2 separate regions of the Homo sapiens genome follow, and region 2 is linked to region 1. A link is a loop called in an ENCODE intact Hi-C map of the cell type or tissue named here. Cell type or tissue: endothelial cell of umbilical vein. All regions are shown on one strand. Each heading gives the region's core, and the rest is flanking DNA. Links, peaks and the distances in the headings are about the cores only.

Evidence for each region. A loop is a pair of places that touch in the nucleus more often than their neighbours do. Peaks named below come from ENCODE experiments on the same cell type or tissue, not always from the same donor. Only the 100,000 strongest peaks of a DNase experiment are listed, where the experiment ranks them.
Region 2: a loop joins it to region 1, with 8 times the contacts of the local background. A loop is called at or near these places in 1 of 110 quality-filtered maps.

The regions. Positions count from the first base shown.
Region 1 is chr1:97,898,195-97,906,136 of GRCh38, forward strand. All of the region lies in intron 1 of DPYD (dihydropyrimidine dehydrogenase), which reads right to left. Among named protein-coding and RNA genes, the nearest start is that of DPYD, 19 kb to the right of the region's middle. In endothelial cell of umbilical vein, for the core only: no CTCF peak of the experiment used is centred there; a DNase peak (open chromatin) is centred at 3,107; H3K4me3 peaks cover 240 bases; H3K27ac peaks cover 2,918 bases.
Region 2 is chr1:97,793,019-97,800,960 of GRCh38, forward strand. The region is part of intron 3 of DPYD (dihydropyrimidine dehydrogenase); the gene reads right to left. It overlaps DPYD-AS2 (DPYD antisense RNA 2), which reads left to right and starts at 3,903. Exons shown (of 3, transcript NR_046591.1): 1 at 3,903-4,054; 2 at 4,197-4,277; 3 at 4,450-5,033. In endothelial cell of umbilical vein, for the core only: no CTCF peak of the experiment used is centred there; DNase peaks (open chromatin) are centred at 3,853 and 4,553; H3K27ac peaks cover 2,582 bases.

The sequences.
Region 1 (7,942 bases), core at 1,338-5,337:
CCGTCGGACTGTTCTTTACGCAGCCATGGGTCATTTTCCCACATGCGTATACTAATCATTACTCTGTGGAGTACTCAAGGGGAACCCTCTGCTGATCTGCAGGTTTCTCTCTGAGCAGCTCTAGCCTCTCTGTTGTTCTGTTCTACAAACTCTAGCTTCCTTGGTCTCCCTAGACTTTCAGCTCTGTCTCTCCAATTGAAGGATTCCACCAGGCTTTGTGTGGTTTCCCCCTTCTGATCTGCAGCCTATAAACTCTCTCAAGAGGATAAACTAGAAAAATATTAGGGTTTCCTTCATTTGTTTATGTTTCTCAGGGAACACTGTATTTCATTGCTTGATAGCCAGTATCTTAAAAATAATTGTTTCATATATTTTGTTTCTTTTTTATTGTTTCAGGTGGAAATGTGTACAGGAAAGAACCTGATAGGCCTGAGTTGCTCAAATCCTGAGCAATATGGTTTGACTGTGTCCCCAACCAAACCCACCTTGAACTGTAATAATCCCCATGTCACACGGGTGGGGCTAGGTGAAGGTAACTGAATCATCAGGGAGGTTTCCCCACACTGTTTTCATGGTAGTGAATACGTCTCATGAGATCTGATGGTTTTCTACATGGTGGTTCCTCTGCATAAGCTTTCTTGCCTGCCACCATGTAAGATGTGCCTTTGCTCCTCCTTTGCCTTCCAACATGATTGTGAAGCCACCCCAGCCATGTGGAACTCTGAATCCATCAAACCTCTTTCCTTTATAAATTATCCAGTTTCAGGTATGTCTTAATCAGCAGCGTGAGAACAGACTAATACACTAAGCATTCCCAAGAAAGGCTTGTTTTCAGAAGAAGTGGCCCTCAGCTCACTCCTAGGAACCAAGCTGTGACTATTCTGTCAGACAAGAGTGTTTTGTTTTGTTTTTTTTTTTAATGCCAAAGGCCTTGGGCCACGTTGTAACAGTTGGCTAGTTTACATTAACAGTGTGATTAATGATGAGTATCTGCTTTTTCTCTGGTGGTCTGAACCTTGAATAACTGAAGTCAGTCACACAGCACTATATGTATACATGACTAACACGCAATTAAAAACCCTGGATACTAAGGTTTGGGTGAGCTTCCCTTATTGGCAACTCTTCACATGTTGTCACACATCATTTGCTGGAAGAATTAAATGTGTGCCATGTAACTCCATTGGGAGAGGACAACTGAAAGCTTGTGGGTGACTTCCTCTGAACTTTGACAAATGCGCCTTTTCCCTTTGTTTCTTTTAATTTATTCTTTCACCATAATAAACTATAACCATGAATACAACAACTTCTATATCCTGAGGGTATTTATAGTAAATCAATTGTGCCTGGAGGTGGTCTTGGAACCCCCAATACAAAATGTACATCTATTCCCTAGTGTCCCACCTTGAGTGTATGCAGAATTCCAGTAAGAGTATCATACTCTAGTGGCCACTCCTTCACATGGCTTAATTTTATAGAGCACCTGGACAAACAATACAGAAAAATTTTCAAAATGGCAATACGTAATTTCTTTACTCACTTTTATATAGGAATCTTAGGTAAATGTATTAGAGATTGATACGTGGTCATGGGACCATGGGCTTTAAAGTAGAAAAAGTTAACTTATCACAGATACTCCTGAATAAATCAGCTGCATCAGAATATCTCAGATTTCCCTACACATCTATCAATTATACATGGATAGGCCTTGGGAATCAATCAGTTTAACAAATGTCTGTGGCAGACTTTGCAGCTCTCCTGCCTCAGTATGCACTCCATCCTTCCTTCTTAGTAGCAAACCCCTATTACATTTTGGGAGCCATAGTTCTCAGCTACAGACTATAATTCCCAGGCTTTGACAAGCCATTCAGCTAAGTACCAGGAAATAATATGCATTTAGAAGTGTGTATCTTTTAAGGAGTCTCATTAAAGGGAGAGGTATACCTTGTTTTTCCTGTTCTTCTCTGCTTTTGGAGCTCTAGCTGCTAACTTCAACAGAGAGGTGAACTTGAGGATATCAGAATGGAAAGACAGAAACCTGTTGACAACAAAAAGGTGCTATACGCACTCTAGTATCTATCTCTGGACTTCTTTTACATGAGGAATAAATAAAGTTCTGTCTTCTTTAAGCCGCTTTTAGCAATTTTTCCCATGTTATACCCCAACACCTGGTTTTTACAGTGCCCAAGGTGATTCTGGTGGTCAACTAGGTATGGGAAGGACTGATAGTCCAATCAACAAGGCAAAATATTCAAAACCAGGGTGCATGGAAACTTCAAAATAAAAGCATTTGGCTTATGTACTTAAAAGATAAGTGGGAAATCACATCAGCTTAAGTATTTTTCTTGAAATCCATCAAATGTCAAAAATCCTAAACCAAAACTTACTCATTTCAAAGAATGATCAATGGAAATTTTATTGTGCCAGCACAAAAAAAGTAATTCATTTTCATCTCCATTCATTGACTGCTAATAGGTTTCTCCATTTTAACTGACATAATTTTTTTACAATATAGCATAATGATGTGAATAAAATATATCCAATGCTCCTTTGCAAACTGTTTTTTGAAAATCTCCCATGCACACAACTCCCTCCCCAAAATCCACACTTCCAACCAGTCTGTTAAATCCCTCCCTCCTATCAAGCCGCAGTAGATAACACATTTCTGTGCTCCCAAGATACACCATGCAAAACACCCTATCTCTATTAATATTCTAACTTGATTTCTGGATGTGTTCTCAGTCTAATATATACTTCAACAATAAGACAGTTTAGCAACTTTTTATCAAAATTTTATAATGTCTTTTATTCGAAAAAAATTATATTAAAAAATGATATAAGAACATTTTTTAATGTTCTTATATCAGATGACTATTTGGTAATACCTGATGTTGAATGAGAGCTTACAGTATGCCAGGCACCCCTTCAAGTGTTTTTCAAGTACAGATGAGAAAACTAAATCACAAGGAGATTGAGTAACTTCCCCAGGAAGTAACAGAGATTCTTAACCCACATATTTTGGCTTCAGATTATGGACTGTTATTCACTACTCTGTACTTCTTCTATGGGCAGCTAATATTAGTTTCATTTTAATGTAGTAACTCAACGATTGCTGCATATTCACTGTAAATACTGAAATCAATTTTGCGCTGGTGCAGCTACAGAAACAAGACCTGAAATAAGTCAGATTAAAGAAAAGTCTATTATATGCTGATTAAGCCACAATATATACCAAACTTCCTGGTACACATTGCTTATATAGTGTTACTTCAAATGAAAAGAAAGAGACAAACCTCAGAAATATTGTTAAGGAAGCTCTAGCAGGACTTGATAACAATGAGTATAGGTTGTAAAGAGACAGAAAAGTAAATACACCTCCCATATTAACAATTTGTGATTATAAGGGGAATAGTATGCACAGAAAATAAAAGTTGGGATAGAAAACTGGCTTAGAAAAAAATATTTAGTACTGTTTGGCTCATCACTTGAATAATGGTGTCATCTTACAAATGACATATAAGCAGCAACAATAACAAAAAACTGACAGTGAAATACAGCATGTCTCCAGTGCCTTTCAATTAATTGTTGGATTTGAATTAAGTTCACACATCTTGTCTAAAAAGCTAAGATTTTTCTTTAATTGTAAAAAAATCACAGATGCTCTGGTATCAAAAATACATTTACCATTCAGAAATGTCAGGTAATGCTACTTCCATTAAAATAGAAATTCTGGGTTTAATATTTATCAATTTATAAAATAGTTTACATATATTATTAAACCCTCAAATTCTTGTATTCCAATTGAAATCCACATAGTCTAAAATTCTCTGCTTATATGCCTGTCTGCCCCACTAGCCTTTCAGCTTACTGAGTATGATGACTGGCTATTACCCTTCTCAGTATCTCCAGGAACTTATATAAGGCATAAATATAGAGACTTGCAATAAATTGAATTGTATCTCCTTAGAGTGTAAGAGCCACAAGGGACCTCTATTTACAGATGCGCCTAGTGAAGTAAAAGAACAATCCATATTAAAGACTGAGTCAAGATTAGAACCAAGTCTCCTAACTCTATGACATCACCACACTCATACAAAAATATCACTACAATGAGGCTCCTGAATACTTTGAATTATCCATGACTTTACATTGCCTACGAGCCTACTTCTGATAAGAAACCATACTTGAAAGTAGCATAAGAGCAAGAATTAGAAGATGCATAAATAATATAGACCAGAGAGGCATAAGAGGTCAGAAGTTCAGTGTTTTGGATTTACTGGGTAAAACTGGTTTTCTTTAATTTCCATAGGAAAGATTACAGGATGCCCACATGTCAAGTAATTCTTTAATCATTAAGTTTGCTGTTTCCATTGAAATGTTATTCATCTCAAAGATATGTAAATTATCACCATCACTTTAATACAATGCTTCCTACACTTTCTCTGTCATTTTAAAGATTAAGACTGAAAATAAATTAAAAGCAGGGGTATGTTGCTATATAATAAGAGGTAATTTCATCAAATTAGTAACATTCAGATTCTAATGAGATTTCTTTATTATTTTAGACACAGAATATTTTCCTAAAGGAGCATACTAAACAAAACAATCTACCTTTTAAGACTTTTCTTAAATGGAGCATACCACTAGAAAACAAACAGCTATTATTTTTCATTTCAATCTAAATAACTGCAATAACTTCCAGGTGTTTAGAAAGAGGTACCTCCCAACACTACATAGTTCCACGCTTTCTTTAAACCTTCCTAACACTTAGACTTACTCAAAGATATAAACATTATTCCAAAGGATGATAAATATTGCATCGTAATTAAGGTTACTGGGCTGGCACAGAAGAGAATTTGACTTAATGGGAGACTTCTGTGATGGAAATTAATAAGTTTGCCACTTAATTACAAACAGTGTGGGTTGTGAGCAACATTCATACTATTTACACACTTGTTAAGATTTAAGTAAGAAAAGGCTTGATAATACATCTCTTATTTACTACGAAGCAAAATTAAAACTTGAAAACTAGAAACAATCTATATTTAACAATATCACAAAGAATGAAATAGCTCCGATTTCTTTTGCTTTAAAATTTGTTTTACTGAATATAATACATATTTATTTTTAAAAGTTTTAATCCGAATGAATGATAACCCCCTAAAATGCAGGTTATAGAGCTGGATGAAGCATGTGAAAATTTTTAGAAACGTATGTAAATGGTGTTTCTCACAATTTATGGATCAGTTCTGTCTATCAATTCCAAATTTGAGTTTTTGTCATAACCAGAATCTTGAAATGGTCAAAACATGTTGGTCTAGCAAATCAATATCTAACATGGACAACGCTAAGTAAATGTCCTTGGTTATTAAGTTAATTATATATTAACATATAAGTATGTTTAATATCAACAGTATCTTTTTAAAACTATTCCTTAGAAAATCTTTCTTGATACTGTCTTACAATTCATCTTTTTTCACATTCAGGCCCATTGTTTGGTAATTTTAAATTACTTCAAACTATACTAGAGGAACTAAGAAATCCAAATATCTAGAGTTTTAAAATGTTAATTCAAACTTTAGGCAGCCTTTTAAAAAGCTGCCTTTCCAAGACTGCTAGGCAAATGGCCAACAACAACATTTTAACTGTCCAAAAATCTGACGGCTGAATAAAAATTTGAATTTTACTAGCAAATGAATTAAGAGAAACAGCTAAAGTGTTGCTTCTAGAAAGGGAAATAGGAGAAGATGGAGAGGGGTGAGGTGAAAGCTAGACCCAGTGGGCACTGGAGAGAGGATAGCTAACATCTATTTCCAACTCCCTATTCTTAGGGAGGGCTTAAAATCAGCAACAGAGGCTGTATTTACCCCAGGGTAATCAGGAAGGGCTACACATCAGGATGTCCCTTCTCTGCACCATCCCTCCCCTAACTCCCATTTACTAGTTTACCATCATATCACTGGGAGGAATAGAACCACTATTCCACAAAGTTGTTTGTTTATTTTTAAATGTTTATGATATGCATGTACTATCATGATGGAAATCAAACACATTTAAAGATGTCATTATTAAAACAATGGAATAATTCAGAAATGATTATACAGGATCCACTGGGTGGCAAGGTAATCATAACATTTCAGTGACAATATCTTAATCATAATGGAAGTGTGGGAGACCAGAATATACCTTCCCAAAATATGAAGGGTTATTGCACTGAAGGCAGTTAAGAAGAAACACAGGAGAGTTCTCTGGCCTCCCTTTATTTGCCTAAAAGCAGTAGATAGATTTACAAAGAAAATGGTATCCTGCCCACCTCTCTACCAAAAAGAAAAAAGGTTAACCACCAAAGACAGCTTTAGACCCTTATCAGCCTAGCAACAGTACCAGAGGAATTTATATTAACAAGTTTTACTAACTTTTGTCTGCCATGCATTTGCCTTCTCCTCAAGTTGCCATCCTTTGTCTTTTCAGTTCTCTAAAAATGTACTGTTCTTTGTTGAAGGAGCTATTTCAAAACCACTTCTGGGAAAACTACTCATTCTCTGGGTATCTCCCATGTACTTGTGAAATATATATGTTAATCAGCTTGTTTACTTTTCTCTTGTTAATCCATCTTTCATAATAGGGGTATGTTCCAACTAAGAACCTACTGAAAGTTATTACTCCCTTACAGTTTGTACTCAAAATTCCATATCAATCCAAATCAGTTGCCATGGGTATTAAAAGGCACTACTGATCTTGAGTAATAGCAAGGGCACCTGCATAGTCAATGTAATCTAATTTCTCCAGGAAAGTTGACTTACACAATTAAAGTTACCAAACCTAAAATTATATTTATTTTAAGCCCAATATATGTTTTTATGGAAGTATACTATTTTAGAATTGATAAAATAAAGAATTTCATAGATTCTGGATTTATTTCACTTTCAGATTAACTGAGAACTAGACTAGAATTGCTTTGTTTTGAACACTGTAGTGCAAATTATAATTACCCAATATGCACCTCTAACTATTTGCTCCTGTAGCATAATTAATTCAAAATTATACAGGACTAAAGATGCAAAGGGAGCAAGGGTTAGACTAATATAAAATTAACCTTAGATCATATCCTTGTCATTATATTTTTTCAGTCCTCAATATGAACTGGTTTTCTTGACAATGACATCATTATCATTATAAAGTAGAAATAAAAAGAAAAATGTCCTTCAGTCAAGGGCTCCAGTGAATCAGTTTTATAACACATCTAAATGTATACAGACTTTAAAGAAAAGAAAACACGATATAGAATCCCAAAACCAATTCCAGTCCGGTAATCCAGTTTGCCTATTTCTTTTTCCAAATTTCCCAACAAATAAAGATTCTGTCCTGTCAGCTGCCAAAGTGGCCGGCAAAGGACAAAACTGGTCATTTGACATGATGTAGAGAAGTGATTGATGATATCTCATCAGCTCCCTCCACTGCAACCATCTGGCCTGTGGATTAGACGCCATTCATACCTTGCTTCATTTACACATGTGAAGGACTCCTTGAAGAACCGAATATTAAACATCTTATTGAGAAACTCAGTGAATACATACGGTCAGGAAAAATGAGGTAACTTTTGAAGGACTTCCCACTTCTATACCTCTATGATTCCTAATTTTCATGTCATGTATTTTAATGTCTGAATAAACAGCAATGTAAAACTGAGCTCATATTCATAGATTTTAGTTTCCAGTTCACTACTGACTTTAATCAAACCATTTAACCTTTCTATGTCCTTGGTTTCACCATTTCTGAAACGGATACATCTTTTTAAGACTGGAAACATGTTCTTAAGTAGGGAACAAGAAAAAAAAATGCTCTGAGTGCATAGATCCATGATGATCCCTATTAATTCTAACTCTGCCAGCTCCTATACTTACACCTGCCTCACACCTGACCCATTTCAGCCAGGACAGCCTTC
Region 2 (7,942 bases), core at 1,494-5,493, 110 kb before region 1:
ATAATGTATCAATACTGGTTCATTAATTTGACAAAGCACATTTATATAAGATGTTAAAGATAAAGGAAACTGACTTGGTGTAGGTGGGAAATCTCTATATAGTGTACTGTCTCTGCTATTTTTCTGTAACCCTAAAACTATTCCTAAGTTTTAAAATATGTTTTAAAAAACTACCATGCTGAGAAAAAAATTTAAAGTCCTTACAAAATGGAAAGTTATACTATGTTCATGGGTCAGAAGACTCAATTTTGTTAAGATGGTGATTCACCTCAAATTGATATATCAAGTCAACACAGCCCCAATCAAAATCCTAGCAGATGCTTTTAGTAAAAATAGACAAACTTATTCTAAAATTCATATGGAATTTCAGGTGACCTAGAATAGCCAAACAACTTATAAAAAGGAAAACTAACTTTGAGAACTATAACTAACTGATTTCAAGACTAACTGTGAAGACAATATGATACCAGTGTTAATATAGAAAAAAAGATCAATGCCACAGAATACAAAGTCCAGAAAGAGACCCACAAATATACTGACAACTGGTTTTCATAAAAGTGCAAAGTCAATTCCGTGGAGAAATGAGTCTTTTCCACAATGGTGTTAAAACAATTGGATGCCCATATGAAAAAAACAAAAACAAAACAAAACGAAAAAAAACTTTGACCATAACTCATACCATATATAAAATTTAACGTGAAATGTAACCTAGAGCCAAATGTAAAACACAAAACTACACAACTTCTAGAGGAAAACATGGCAGAAAATATTTGCAACCCTAGGGTAGACAAAGATTTTTTTAGATATGACACCAAAATACACATCATAGCACAAGAAATTGATAAATTTAACTTCATCAAAAATAACAATTTCTGTTCTTTAAAACACCTGGTTGTTGTGTTTGTTTGTTTGTTTGGTTTGTTTGTTTGTTTGTTTGAGACAGGGTGTCACTCCAGTCGCCCAAGCTAGAGTGCTGTGGTGCAATCATGGCTCACTGCAGCCTCAACTTCCTGGGCTCAGGTGATCTTCCTTCCTCAGCCTCCCAAGTAGCTGGGACTACAGGCATGCGCCACTATGCCCAGCTAATTTTTGTATATTTAGTAAGGATAGAGTTTCACCATGTTACCCAGACTAGCCTCAAACTCCTGGGCTCAAGCAATCCATCAACCTCAGCCTTCCCAAATTTTGGGATTACAGGCATAAGCCACCAGGCAAGGCCAAAAGACATTCTTAAGAGAATGAAAAGACAACCCACATACTAGGAGGAAATATTTTCAAGGCACATATCTGATAAGAACTTGAATCCATAATATTGTTTAAACTCTCAAAAATAAATAATAACAGAAACAAGCCGACCAAAAAAAATAAACAAATGTCCTAAACAGACACATTACCAAATAAGACATACAGATGGCATAAAACACATGAAAAGATATTCAGCATCATTCACCATTATAGAAAAGCAAATTAAAAACGTTAAAGACTGATCATAGATGTTTACAGTTAACATATATTACTTCCGTTTTGTTTTTAAATCTCTATTTTAAAAAGCTTGTTTGACCTGGATTCCATTCACCTAAGGGTACATATTATCAACATGACTTACTACCATTGATATCAATCTTGATTGCCTGGCTAGTTAGTATTTTTCAGGCTTCTCTTCTGTAAAGTTACTCTTTTCCAACTCTTTACATATTATACTTTTCGGAAAAAAGTCACCACGCTTATTTCACACTTAAAAAGTGGGAAGCCATGCTTCACTTATTTCAGGGCAGGGTACATAGATTTTTAGTACACATATCTTTCACATCTTTCACAAGTCAGATTTATCCCTAGTACTGTATAATTTTTATGCTATCTTAAATGGTATTGCTTTAAGTTTTAATTTTTAATTGTTTGTTGTTAGTGATTAGAATATATTTGATTTTTGTATATCAATCTTGCAATATACCTAATCTTGTTTGTTCTAGTATCTTTTTGTAGATCACATTAGATTTTCTTTGTAGAGAACAAATAAGAGTAGGAAATAAAAATAATTTTACTTATTTCCAAAATAATAATAATGTGAGAAAGCAGTCTTAACTAATGGGATGAGCACAGAGTCCAGTTAAAGTCATACTTCTTTATGTAAAGTTACCAGTGTTGGGTAACTTCAAAATGGGTGGCAGAAAAATTTACATGAGAAAATAATTATTTTTAATTTCCTACCCTCTCTAAAAAGACATTTAGCAATGGGAGGCAGTTTACTACATATTCACCATATTTAATTCATTCATTCAACAAATATGCCTAGCTACAAATTTCATCAAATTATTTTATTCTATCATGTATCAATTTTCTAACTGCTAAAAGTGTATAATTTATAGTGTTAGAATGATAAATAAATACATAATTAACTACTCAACATTTAGTAACTGATACTAACTGTTAGCTATATGCTGATCTTGCTAACAGAATACATAAAATACGTTTTAAAAGCAAAATAACATAGAATGGAGACTAAAGATCATAATGCACATTGACGCAATTAAAAACAAACATTCCTACATAAACTCATTTCTATAATTTTACCTTTGTCTTAGCAACTTCACTTTTTGACATAGTGAACAACTCATATTTCACATGTACTCACCATTGTAGCTTTTTAAAAAATAATGGACATACTATACACACTCCTATATTATTTTATATTTCAATGCTGAAATTTTAATTAACATATACATATACTCAATAAAAACAATAAAAAATATGACTCATTCTCTGGAAAATTTCATTATTAAAATTACTGTTATTTTATAATGATAACATCTCATTTTGTTGTGCCCTAGGTATAATGAAACACTCTTTTTATTATAATAAAATGCAATAAAAAGTGTTCTTCCCTGTGTTACTGCTGTTATTTTGAATTATCCTTATAAATTTTCTGATAATGAGGGTAGGCTATCATCAAAAGATGCCTCCATTAAAATATAACAATGATGGTAATAGCTTAAAACTTGTATTGTACAGCTGAAAATTCATTTGTACACATATCTCTTTTCATCCACATACCAATTCTGTTAGGTGAATATACTTAACCCCATTTTACAGATGTATCCCCATTTATATGACAATGATCATAATAGCTTAAAACTTTTATTGTACAGTTTAAAATTCACTTTCACACATATCTCTTTTAATCCACATACCAATTCTGTTAGGTAGGCATTATTATTATCCCAATTTTATAGATGTAAGTACTAAAAAGCTAAGTTGTTTTCCTTGTCCTAAGCAACACAGCTAATTAGGGAAGTTAATTTTTCTCCACTGCTTTTAATCACATTAAACTGATCCTTCTATTCAACACATGAAGTTAACATTCTATGAAAATAAAACTGGAATCTCTGAGTCTACATTGATCACAAATTGAATGTATCCTCTCAATACACTGTTTTAGTCCTTTATATCTTTGATAGAAGTGAACATCCTAATTATGCCCATGAGTTACATATATGAGATGCCTTCACCCCACTTCAATAAAACTCTTTCTTAATGCCAATATAAAAAATACTCTACATTAATTGGTAATTGTGAAAAGAGACTCAGGGAGAGAGTCTGAATCAACAAAAGAGGAAAATATAGGAAGGAAAGGGAAAGACAAAGAAGGAGGGTGAGACAGAGAAGAGAGAACAAACATCCAGGAGTAGTGATGTGAATTATTTGCTTAGTTACCACAAAAGTAATAATTACACTAACTCTGTGGGAACAATGGTAATTTCACAGTAGCTCACGTTACTGTTATCACCTTATATCCTGATAACTGTGAAATTAATTTGTGGCACTACTGTATGTGTCGGCCATAAGCTGTTCCCTTGGTAACAGTATTATGCTACCATAGAGAAGGAATGTTTGGCAGTAAAATGGGCAGCAGCAAGCTGATTACACAGGGAAAAGCTTCTATCTAAATACACATAGCATAACAATCACCCCTGGAAAAACTACATGGCTTACCAAAAGAGGTCTCTCTGTTCACTGTCCATTATCTGTTGACTGAACTAGTTCAAATGAATAACAAGTAATGATCAAATTGCCAGTTTATATTTTACAACAGAGTCTTATCTTTAAAAAAATGCAAGGAGGAAATACAAAAATGTAATACATTTATCTTGCTTTCTTTTCTATTTCCTCCCCTGAAATTATTACTATGCTATTGGAAGCCATACAAACACATATATACACAAATATACATATGCTTCAATGAAAAGCAGGCATGCAGCTGACAGCTCGGCAACCCTGAGGTATAAACAAAGATACCAGACATATTTTTTGAAATAATTTTGCTCAAGGAAATTCATTTCAGTAGGAAGATCAGTTACTCTGCTGTCTCCTACCTACAAAGTTACAGAAGGAAAAGTTCAACATTTGGCCAAAAGGATAGTAGCTTACATTTCTTTTTTTTCCTTTTTTCAGCACAGAATTTTGAAGAGAGAATACACTAAAAGGGAAGAACATAACTACATGACATCATAAGAAGTCCTGAATTAGAAGCGTATATTTGAAAGGTCATGCATCCTGAGCTGCCAACAGCTTAACAACCAGAGGCAGAGGCCAGCTTTGCCAGCTCACTGCTTCTACTCATCTTTCATGATAGTAGCCAGGCTGAATATAGTTCCAGGATGATAATGAATTGGCTGGGCATACTGTTTATATTAGTATGTATGTTCCTGTACTAAACCAAGCATCATGAGGCCAGCACTATTTTGCCATTTTTCAGAAAAAAAATATGAACCCTTCAAAACATAGTAAGCCTTTTTTAAAGTATATATTTGATTTTGAAATAATCAAAATATATGTAGGGATATGACTGCATCCTAAGATTTATGATAAGTTCTGATGAGTAATATTTTCTTTCTACATGCAAGGCAAAGTTAATAGTAACTAGAAAGTCTTTATTTGGCATATCATAGATTTCTGTCAACCAAAACAACTAACTCTGGGGAACATAACGTTCTGACAACTTCAGAAGAGTTAAGTCACAGACAAAAGTTTATTGGATCTTAGTTGGCTCCTACCCACCAATTCTTTCTTTTCCAAGTGGAACATAATAGATTTTCAATATTTGTTAAATAATTGAAAAAATATCCTCAAAATTCTTTTTTGGCCATCTTCCCAACAAGAATATGGTCCTAACCTATATGTAGAGTCCTTTGCTGTGTCATCTATTTCTTCAGAATTATTCTCCTAATTCATATGTCTGGATAGTCTCTCTGAATTGTTATAGAAAATTAAAAATGTGAACTATGAAATTAATTTTTAAACTTTTATAACCATCTAGTCATACACAGAATAACCACAAATATAAACATGGTTTCAAAGAATTCCCTGTGACAATCAAGCAAATAGTGAAATAGTTTCTGCTATTATGAATTTATCACTTACTCAGTGTATGACCATGGGCAAATATCTTCACCTCAATCCTGTGAGGCAGGTACTATTATTCTACCCATTTTAAGTATAGATTTGCAATATTTGTTAAATATTCAATATTTGTTATTATAAAATGAGTATACTAATAGTACCTACCTCACAGTATTGAGGTGAAGATATTTGTCCATGTACGTACAATATGGGCATAATAATAGTACCTACCTCACAGGATTGTTATTAAGAATAAATAAGATAATCCATACAAAGTATTTAACACATTATTGAAAAATTAAATGATCAAAATAAAGCTTGTTGTTATTGTTATCTTTTAATAAATGCATCTAAAGTATTTTTAAATGTATTCACTTCAGTTATTTAAAGTTTCATCTGCTGTATCACAGAGCACATATATGTTCAGAAACATTTGTTAAGTATCTATGTACCAGATAATAAAGGTGGTATTGAAAAAAGAATAGGCATTGTAACAGGCAGACAGGAGTATAAAGTCCAGCCTTGCCACTTATGAGACTCCCATCTTCAAATTATGGAACCTTTCTGAATCTCCATTTTATACCTATAAAAAGGGGTAGACATTACGTCTCTACTTGCTTCTTATCATTAAATTAAAATTCATATTCCTTTCTATGGCAAGGAAACGAGTCCTGTATAGTCTTGTAATTCATCTCCCTCCACCAAACTTCATCCACACTGACTTCTTTAGGCCAAGCTTGTTCCTATATCAAGGTGAGCCTGGAAGCCTGTACACTGTTCCACAGTGGTACACCTCCTCTAGCCCTATAGAATGCAAAATGGAAGCACAGAGACATTATACAATGGTTAGCCAGTCACATTACATCAAGTAAAAACAACAAGTTACCATGAAGTTTATTTATTGGAGTGGCTTCAGTATTTCTTGAGAAACACAAATGATGACCCTGATTTGTATGATCAATCAGCAAGTTTTCAAAAAGGTTACTGAGTATATGACAGTAATTTCTAGAGCCAAAGATATACCCGCATGAATAAGCTTTCATCCTGAAAAAAAAATCACCTTCTGAAACTCCATGCTAGTTATCTGAAATAATAAAGGTGAAGTACAAATTATGTGATCTATCATAACCTGAAATAAACATATGTTGCTACTCTGTGATTTGGTCTTTATCCCAGTCTGACCCATTTCTTGAGACTGTTACCTCAAGATGCTCTCCCATGGAGCTTTCACTGAGAATACTTTAATCCATTTTCTTAAAAATCCATAACAAAATTACTAAGATCTCAATGTCTTATCAAAACTTTTTTTTGTCTCAAAAATGATACATGAAAAAGATAATCTTCAATAAATGCAGGTAAAGTATTTTATACCTGCAGCATTGAATTGTTCCACTGGAGGGTAGCAGGGGGAAAGAAAGTTCACGTTGCCTAGAACAGAACCTTGTTGTTACCTTAAAGTGTGTTCTTTCTGAATTTTCTAATTCAATCATCATCTCTTCCAATGCACATCTCCAAACCTCCCATTTCACTTGTTCAATTCCCCCATTAGTAGTGATATTTATGCTCCTCAGGATCTCTGTGTAGCAAAGTCCTTTAGCGAAGGCACAAGAACTAGACTATAGAAACATTCAAATTCCATATTTGCCATTTATTTTTTGTATAAAGGTAGATGTCTTCATATTAACTGTAAAATTAGAGTAATAATGGTAGTTTAAATTTAAGTAATAATACCTACTTCATAGGAGTGTCACAAGAATTGAGTAAATATATGTAAAATATTTAGAAAAGTTGTTTGCACATAGTAGGTGAGCAACAAATTATAGCTATTATTATTATTGACTTCTCTTATTTTTTCTTATCTATTTACTTCAAGTTTTTACTGTTCAAATTCTATTTTTCATCACTTCAAATAACTCTTTATAAAGAGCCCCCTTGCAGTTCTTCCATCATGCCTTTCTTAGAATATCCTAAGTCTAGATGAAAATATCCATGTCCACGGTGAAAACCTATGCAGAAAACTAGCCTCATGGTCTAACCTCTGTCACAGATCGAGCTCTCAACACTGCACAGCAATGGAACTTAACTTCTTTGGTCAAACTCCCACTCTCCCATTCCCCAGAATAACTCATTAAAACTTTCCTCTTTCTCTTCCAATTTCCAAGCCAGTCCTATTCCATTCCTTCTTCCTCACCAGATAACCTTTCTTTCTACTTCTGTGACAAAACAAAGTTTTCAAGTGGCACTCCCAAATAGTGCTGCCACCATCTCTGTGGACCTATTTGTAACTGCCACTGTCTTTTTTTCTGTCTGTTATCATGATGCTGTTTCTGACCCTCCTCCCAGTAAACAGGAATCCCCACAAGTGTAACTAGATTCCATCTCCTTCCACCTTCTGTAGAGTCAAATGCTTTTAACTTTCATCTCTTCTGTTGTTTCTTGGAGCCTCCTTAATACCATTTAATTATTTTTGATTGTTCCAATCTGATAACATTTCTCCCTGAGTCTTACATCTCCTTCCTCCTCTGCACAGCCAAAAAGTAGGAAA